2 separate regions of the Mus musculus genome follow, and region 1 is linked to region 2. Evidence: chromatin loops called from intact Hi-C (ENCODE). Cell type or tissue: heart. All regions are shown on one strand. Each heading gives the region's core, and the rest is flanking DNA. Links, peaks and the distances in the headings are about the cores only. Region 1 overlaps Dclk2 (doublecortin-like kinase 2). Region 2 has its middle 22 kb from the start of Cd1d1.

Region 1 (4,394 bases), core at 86-4,085, 190 kb before region 2:
GGGCAGAGCCCAAAGTGCATGAGGCCATGCTGCACACGGGCTCCAGGATGCCCCAGTTCTGTTCTCAGGCAGTGACAGAACATGCCAACAAACTGTCAAAGCAGCAGCCAGGAGAGAGAGGCTCTTTCAGCAAGGAGTTGATGAGGCCCGCTGAAGAGCGGCCTGCCTGGCACGGTGAGCGGCTTTGGCCTGTGTACACAGGGTTCAGTCTCGGTGGCGGCGCCAGGTCCCTGCCAGATCACAGCCAGAGGTGGCTGGAGGACCAGGGGGCCTGGGAGACTCCAGTGGGGGAGGGGCCTCCTGGGCTGAGGGAGGGACTGGCGAGGTCTGCTCCCTGGATGGTCTGCTGCTGTCTTGACAGAGCTTGCTGCAGAAAATCTGCCCCTCTTTATCTAGAGCCGTGTTCTGGGGAGAGAGAGAGAGAGAGAGCAGCAGAGATCACACATTACCCAGGCCGGGCTCCATCACACAGCCAGGACCAGAAAGCAAGACAGGGCATGCACAGGACGCAGAAACAGAAGAGGAGAAATAGGCCAGGCTTCTAGTAGAAGCCTAAGGGAGACAGAGCCCCCCACCTGCTCCCGTCCCAGCAGCTGCCCTTTGCCTCAGCCCTCACCACAGCCTGTGCTGGGAGCTAGGGGTAGGGAGTGATGGGTCACAGCGCTCGAGAATCAAGCCAGCTGGCCTACACAAGGTGACCCGAGAAGGTCCCCACTGTGAGCTGCACCTGAATTCCGAGTGTCTTGCTTATACCCATACCCAGGCGTGCTGGTGATCACCAGTCTCAGCCAGCTACACTAGCTAAGCTACTACTCTTATCTAGAGAAAGTTACTGTCACCGGGGTATAAATCTCATGTGTCATAAATAAGGAATGCCCTCACACCCAAGGGCATGTGGAATATGCCCAGGAATCCACTGGGGTGGTAGCAGCCTTGTGGATCCTCCATGGCGTCCTTGCCTGGCCCCCCTCCCTATGAGGGAAGCCTGCACTCTGCTGTCTTCCTGGTCTTACTCATCTGCTTACCTCCTCATGGGTGAACTTGCCTTCTGACCCATCCTGGGGATACCCAGGCATGGAGTCTTCTTTGTCTCACTGGGGCTTGTGTGCCCTAGGAGCCAGCAACTGCCATTTTACACTACAGGCGCGGGGACTGCAGGTCTTGGGTACCACTTCAGCTATACGATGAAAGGACCAGGAGGCATTTTGCAGCCTAACTCCTGTTGGCCGAGGAACTTCCAGTACACGTTAACAAACAAACTTAAGGATAGAGAAAACACCTGGCAAGTCTTCCCAAGGCCGACTCGACTGCCAGTGGCCTCCGGGCCGTGCTCCCCATAGCTCCCGGCAGTGGTAACCTTCCGAGGACAGTGCCGGCTAACGGGCTAAGTGGGCAAAGCCTGGTCTGAGGCTTGCCTCTTGAGCTGCTGGTACCAGTCCGGACCACTCCACCCCAGCAACACCCACAGGAGATACAGCAAACACGTGTTCCTATCCCGGACTTTCCCCGGTAGATGAGGACCACGCGGCCCTGATTATTTCCCCTCTTCTCTTCTGGCCGAGAGAACATGAGCATGCGTGGCAGAGAGAAGCTCGCGGTGCAGTTAGTACGTACCATGGCCTTGGACCTAGTCAGGGGAAGCAATGCAGCAGCGGGAGAGGCAGGAGGGGAGAGAAGCAGGGACAGAAACTAGACTTACTTTCAACAGAAGCGACACGATTAACAGTCTTGTCTGTCTTAAATAAGGAAAGAACCCCTGAGTCCCACCCCCACCCCACCAAAGTAAACAGAGCCTCTGGTATCCTTTGACTAACATTTCTCCCTCTTGTAAGACCATGGAAGGAGATGTCTTGTCATTCCCTTCTCTGCCACAAGATGGCCCCTTCTGGTCTCTGAGGCTTTTTTTTTTCCCTTCGTCCCTCACTGGGACAAAGAAACCACCTCCTGGAATACACTGTCCTTCATCAGCACACTAAGCAATGTCAGGGACAGCGCTAAAGTGCAACCCGGAGCCATCGGCCTCTGAAACTCTTTCTGATATGACCATGTTCTCATCATGGAGGCTGGCTGATAGAAATGCAGCTCTGGACAAAGCACTAAAACCTCACGGAGACACTCATCCCCTGCTGTCATTTGCAGAAAGATGCCCTTCACCTATGTAAACAGGAACAGGGCACAGAACTATTGGCCCCTGCTCCTGAGCAGGAAACCAGACTTGACAAGCTTAGTCTATCACAAAGCTCCCCAAAGGCGCGCTGGGCTGGGCTGGCCAGGAGGAGGTCAGTGGGTTCAGAGGACCCCTACCAGCAGGAAGCTGAGGGCCGGAGCCTGAGACAAGCATGCAGCTGGAAGAGGGGCTGAAAGTTAGGTGCGGCTCTCATGAGCACAGGGTGTTGAATACCAGGGTCTGCTTCAGGGTTTCCCATAGTCTCAACTGGGCAAAGAACGAAACTCTGAAGTGTCGCTCAAACTGTCAAATCAAACTGTCAAACGAAATGCAGACAACAGTGTCACTTCGGTGTCTTTCCCCTGAGTCAGCCCTACCCTAGCATACTACTCACTGGAGCCCCAGGTACCTACTTGGGGAGAGTTCTGAGGTGACAGGAGACAGAGAGGACCTCATCTGTAAATTATGCAGAGACCACTAACCATTGAGCTACAAACACATCTACTCCTCTGCTACTGAGCCCGTATACTCAGTAATGACTAACTCATGCCAGAGACAGGCATTTTGTAGTTACTTTATGCATAAAAACAATTTAAAACTGCTCTCAGTTATACAGTCATGATATACATGACACGGGGCCCCGAAGTATGTCACAGGTTCTACCCAGCAGCCATACATAGGCCCAGAACTGGCTTGGGGAAGGACAAGCAAGAAGCCTTCTGCTGCTTTTGGGGCCAAGTCAAAATTTGGCAGGCTGGCTTTTGAACCACTGAGAACAGAGACGGCCGGCCGGAAACAAGTCCCAGGAATCTGTCCAGTAGATTCTGAATGCAGTGAGACCATTGGCAGGCAGTTCCCTGTGCTCAGTCTCCAGGCTTAGGCAGAGAATGTGGTTAGCTGGATGTCACCAACATGTGCCAAATAGCTCCTGCATATACATCAACACACAATTTTTATACAGTCACCTTCTTAAGGTTTGTTCAGTCTCAGGAACACTCTGTTAAAACTCAAGGGTCTGACATCTGACTAACTCCATTAGCAAGGGGGAAACCGCTATTTGTAAGTGGTGAGAGGTTCTCTGCATTGTTATCCACAGCGCAGCTTACACCGCTTATGCCGGCTCAAGGGAGGACTGTCAATCATTCTAGACCCTCAGCTGAGCTTTAGGGTCAGGAGGCAGAGAACAGGCCTAATGGCCTTTAATTCCAGGGCTGCAAAACTAACAAATCTTAGAAGATTAGCAAGCTAATTAACAGATGATAGGAAATTCTGACTCCAACAAATTCTCTTCAAGGCTGTACCAGATGCTGAATATATACTTTGGGGGATATTGGGGTACACGCACAGCCGCTGAGCTGCACCCCAACACAAATGCTGACTCTTAATGGTTTTCTCTTCCACTTCCACAGACGCTCCCTACCACACCATGCATGGCGCAGATCCACCCTGCTTCTGCTCACAGGCTGGGTCTCAAAAGAGAATCCTTGGGTTCTAGAAATGTCCCCCTGCTGTGGGCTCCATATCTGTGACATCTCTGCCTTTCTCCAGTATTCAGTAAAACATCACTACAGTGGCAGGAAAAGCCACACCTCCAGCCTTCCTGTGTTCATCAAGGAGCACTCCAGAGTCCTACAGGGCAGCGCAAAGCCCAGTTTGTGGACTCAAGTCGTATGGGGAGGAAACGGAGCACACAGATCCCTGCAGGGAGCACAGGAGTCTCGAGGACAGTGGGAGGGAGTCTACCAAATGAACTAAGACCCTTGGAGGAAGGGAATACATCACAGAAAGCAGGGACCAGGAATGCCACAGGTGCTTAACCAACAGCAGAATACTTGTGTCCATAGTGGGTGTGTGCATTGTGGCTTCCTGGACTCCCACGGTTTCCTGGCATCCTTAGACTACACTGTGCAGTGAGAATAAGCCTATATCCCTGTATGTAGGAGGAATACGGAGAACCTCTCCCATGGGGCAAGAGGCTGCTCTAGAAGCAAATGACAGAGCTGCAGGGACGGCCTATTTCAGGTACCTGCCCCTCGGAGAGGCAAGTTCCCGATATCCACGCCCCTGGCCCTGTGTCGGCTGTCTGTCTGCTGTGGTGGTGAGGAGGACAGAGGCACCGCTGTTGGAGACCTTGGCTGGTTTGTACCTTGGCTGACTTGAGCAGGTGGGAGATGCTCAGAGGGACTCAGGCACCACTGACCTCACTTGGGTTTATTTTCCTGTCCTG
Region 2 (4,394 bases), core at 194-4,193:
ACTCTGAAGATACTACCACTAGTGTTAGTAGCCACTGGACTTGGCCCACTGCATCTTCCCCCAGAACTCCCAGTCTTGTAGAAAGATGGAATGTACTAAATACAACGACCAGATTTAATAAAACCAGTGGAATAGCCATGAACTGGAATGGTACAGAATGGCGGCATAAACTCTACTGGATCACACATGAGGAGCATAATTGCAAATGAATATGAAAAATTCTAAGCATTATAACTATAATGGGTTAAAAGTTTACCAACCTAGACAAATGCAACAACCATCCTAAAACCTCTATTCATCATAATTGTTGCAAATATCTGGAAGATTACTGAAGGACACAATATGCTAGAGCAATCTGTGCAGACCACGGGGTATACTTAGGCTAACATGCAAACTTGTTGGTTGCTGTCTGCCATCTGCTGGGGTATCATCTCCACGATGAGCCTGTAACTATCCAGGAAACTATTAGCTATGGTGGAACTTTGCATGAAGCAAAGCTATGAAAGCCAGCTTTGCATCCCAGTGGTACCAGTTCTGGTTCCAACCCAGGCTGGAAGCAGGCAAGGACTGTGAATTGGGAACTGAAGGATCCAACAATGAAGATGACACAGCAACGATAACATCCAAACCAGCCCTTCACAGACCTCATTTTAACCCACTTGATGATGTTATGGGGTCCGCTTAGATCCAACATGACTTGAACACGGGGTCAATGAAGACAACAAAAATGTATTGTTAACCAAGCCATGACTGATTGATCAGGGCTGCAGAATGAACTGGGGAGCTGGACTGCAACCACAAGACAACATCACAGAATTGTTTAAGCTTGTGCACCATAGACATATGCCCAGTTATGTTACATTTTCCACCAATCAGGATAGGAGTTGGTTCCTGAGCCTGGGAACATGAACATAGTTTAACCCTTCCAGAAAGATGGAAAATTTGTCCTTGAGATGGCTGACTCAGACAACTGTTTCCTTACAAGTTGTCTCTGGCTGGACTCAGATAACTGTCTCTTTACAGCAGAAGCTGTTCAGCTATTGAGAAGTCCCCATCTCCTGGGACCTTGAATTTAGTTCCTCCCTATGATTATGTGATGTCTGAAAACAAAATGGCAGTATTTAGAACAAATGGTGTGTGTGTATGTGTGTGGTGTGTATGTGTGTATGGTTTATATATGTGTGTGATATGTATGCGTGTGTGGTGTATATATATTTGTGTATGTGTGTGTGTATGTGTGTTGTGTGTGTGCGTGTGCGCGTGTGTAGTGCCATAGGCTTCCATACTTTGAGTTATTTGACCTATCCACCCCTAAGGTGTAGGATTGCTCATAAGTCCCACCTTAGGACTGGTTGATAACTAGTATCTCTCAACCAGATATTCCATCATTACAGAATTCTAATGCTTTTGGATCATATGGGGGACACATAGCAACACCCACTTGTGTTACTGAGCCTGAATATCAACCCTTAGGATACTCTCTAGAGAGTTCACAACAAAAAAAAGTTTAAAACAAACCCAGGTACTCACCCTTGTAAAATCCCTGCTTCCCGTTTTTACACTATTGTAAACCAGGCTTTAGGGGACACATGCAAATTTAATTTCACCACAGTCCCAAACTACACCTCTCTCTATTGCCTAATTTAGAATTAATTTGTGCATGTTTAGAAGTAAAACGAAACTCCCAATACCCGCGGGCCCAATTTAACAACATTCGGAGCAACTGTAGGAAACTGGGTAGCTAGTGCAGAAAACCCCAACTCTAAGATCACTGTCCTACATAGATGAAATGTATCTGGAGTAGGTGCACCCCCTCGTGGTACACAATGGTACTACAATAATATGAGTAAATTGGCTCAACCTGCCCAAAGGATACTAAAGACACTATCAAAAGCATTTAGCGTGATGCACCAGTCATGGAAAATATACAACGATTCTGGGATTACCAGAAGTCAGTAGGAACTCACGCAAAAGGATTTCATGTATACAATCTAACTGATAAACTAATTGTTTTGAAAGACACAAGATACCTTTGGAGTTAGGCTCTGGAATTCTGGACAGCTACAATCTCAAGAATCTGCCAATCATAATGAGGTTATTTTTATATACCTGTTATAACTACTCCCAAGGGACACCATTATAAGACTACATATTAAATGGACTCGTGATGGCTCATCGTGGAAAACAAAGATGATATACACACTGATAGAGGTAGAGAGTCTTGGCCAAGAGTTTATACACTAGCCATGTGGGTCTGTGGACTTCATCTAAATGTGGGATTTCCATATTCAGTACCTTTAGGTGCCAATGATGGTCAAACTGAACAAGCTAACATCAAACATGTTTGAATAGACTTATAATGCTTAGTCAAGGCTTTAAAATAAATCCTTATATATGTATTATGTATCTTCCTTGGATGTAACAGAAAGATTGATCCTGTTTTTTAATCCAATCTGTTAGTCTGTGTCTTTTTATTGAAGTGTTGAGAGCTAACAATGAGCAGTGTTTGTTGACTTCCGTTGTTCTGTTGCTGTAGCATGGGTTTTCCCCTCTTCTGATTTACTGCTCTGGGATTATTCATTCCTAGTGTTTTATTGAGTATTGAAGTTTTCCTTCCAGTGCCTTCTGTAGATCTGGGTTGGTGGATGTAGATTGCTTAAATATGGTTTTATCAAGGAGTGCTTTTCTTTCTTCATCTATTTTGATTGAAGGTTATGCTCTGTAGAGTGTTCTAGACTGGCTTTTATGCTCTTTTAGAGTTAGTTGAAAAAAAAATCTATCTAGGGGGCTGGAGAGATGGCTCAGTGGTTAAGAGCACTGACTGCTCTTCCAAAGGTCCTGAGTTCAATTCCCAGCAACCACATGGTGGCTCACAACCATCTGTAATGGGATCTGATGCCCTCTTCTGGTGTGTCTGAAGACAGCTACAGTGTACTTACATATAATAAATAAATAAATTAAAAAAAAAATCTATCTAGGCCCTGCTGGCTTTTAGTGTCTCCATTGAGAAGTAGAGTGTTTCTAATAGGTCTGCCTTTTACGTCATTTAGTCTTTCTTTTTTGTAGCTTTTAATATTCTTCCTTTGTTCTGTATGCTTGGTGTTTTGAATATTATGTGTCATGGGGACTTTCTTTCCTGGTCCAGTCTATTTGGTTTCATCTGAATAAGCCTTTATTTCTTTAGGAAAAATTCCCTCTGTGATTTTCATTGGAAATATTTTCTGTGCCTTTGGCTTGGGTTTCTTCTCATTCTGCTCTTATCATTTGTAGATTTGATCTTTTCATAGTGGCCTACATTTCCTGTGTGCTTTTTGCCTGGATTTTTAAAAAAAGATTTAACAGTTTTCTTTGACTGAGGCATTCATTTCTTCTTCTGGTCTTCAGTGCCTGAGACTCCTTTCTCATCCCTCGTGTTCTGTGGATGAGGCCTCTGAGGTTCCCATTCAAGTCCCTAAAGTTTTTATTTCTTAAAGTTTTACCTCAGTTTTGGTTTTCTTTAGTGCTTCTTTTCTGCTTTCATGACTTGAATTGTTTTCTTCATTTAATTCCACTGTTTGCTTATGTTTTCATGGATTTCCTTAAGGAATTCACTCATAACCTCTTTAACATCAGTGGTGGTCTGAATAGGAATGGCCTCCATAGGCTCTTATAGTTGAATACTCAGTCATCATGGAGTAGTGCTGTTCAGAAGGATTAGAAGGAGTGGCCTTGCTGGAGTATGTATACCCTTGTTGGAGGAAGTATGTCACTGGGGGTGGGCTTTGAGGTTTCAGATGTCCAAGCCAGGTCCAGTGGCTCTCTCTTCCTGCTGCCAGTGGATCTAGATGTAGAACTCTCAGCTCCTTCTCCAGCGCAATGTCTGGCTGCATGCCACCATGCTTCCTGCCATGTTGAAAATGAACTAAACCTTTGAAACTGTAAGCAAGCCCCAATGGAATACTTTCCCTATAAGATTGACCATGGTCGTGGTGTCATTTCATAGTAGTAGAACACTGACTAAGACAGGTTCTTTTGTTTGTCTGTTTAGTTTTTCAAGACAGGGTTTCTCTGTGTAGCCCTGGCTGTCCTGGAACTCACTCTGTAGACTAGGTTGGCCTCAAATTCAGAAATCTGCCTGCCTCTGCCTCCCAAATGCTAGGATTAAAGGCGTGCGCCACCATGCCCGGCTGACTAAGACAGGTTCTTACAGTATTCATAATTGCTATTTGAAGTCCCTGTCTTGTGCTTTAGCTATATTTAATTTCTTCGAGCTTATTATAGTAGGGTTGTTGGTCTCTAGTAAAGCCATATTGTCCTGGTTGTTATTGATTGTGTTTTTATGCTGTTACAGATATGTGGTTTTGGGATGATTGTAATTTTAGCTGTTAATATCTGGTCTTATGTTTTGGGTGGGT

Evidence for each region. Peaks named below come from ENCODE experiments on the same cell type or tissue, not always from the same donor. Only the 100,000 strongest peaks of a DNase experiment are listed, where the experiment ranks them.
Region 1: a loop joins it to region 2, with 9 times the contacts of the local background. A loop is called at or near these places in 30 of 42 quality-filtered maps.

What each region holds. Positions count from the first base shown.
Region 1 is chr3:86,787,008-86,791,401 of GRCm38, forward strand. It overlaps Dclk2 (doublecortin-like kinase 2), which reads right to left. Exons shown (of 16, transcript NM_027539.5): 16 at 1-405. The coding sequence ends at 205. Among named protein-coding and RNA genes, the nearest start is that of Gm52625, 39 kb to the left of the region's middle. In heart, for the core only: a CTCF peak has its summit at 1,874 (motif pointing right); no DNase peak of the experiment used is centred there; H3K4me3 peaks cover 276 bases; H3K27ac peaks cover 2,923 bases.
Region 2 is chr3:86,974,945-86,979,338 of GRCm38, forward strand. No RefSeq gene overlaps it. Among named protein-coding and RNA genes, the nearest start is that of Cd1d1, 22 kb to the right of the region's middle. In heart, for the core only: a CTCF peak has its summit at 1,820; no DNase peak of the experiment used is centred there.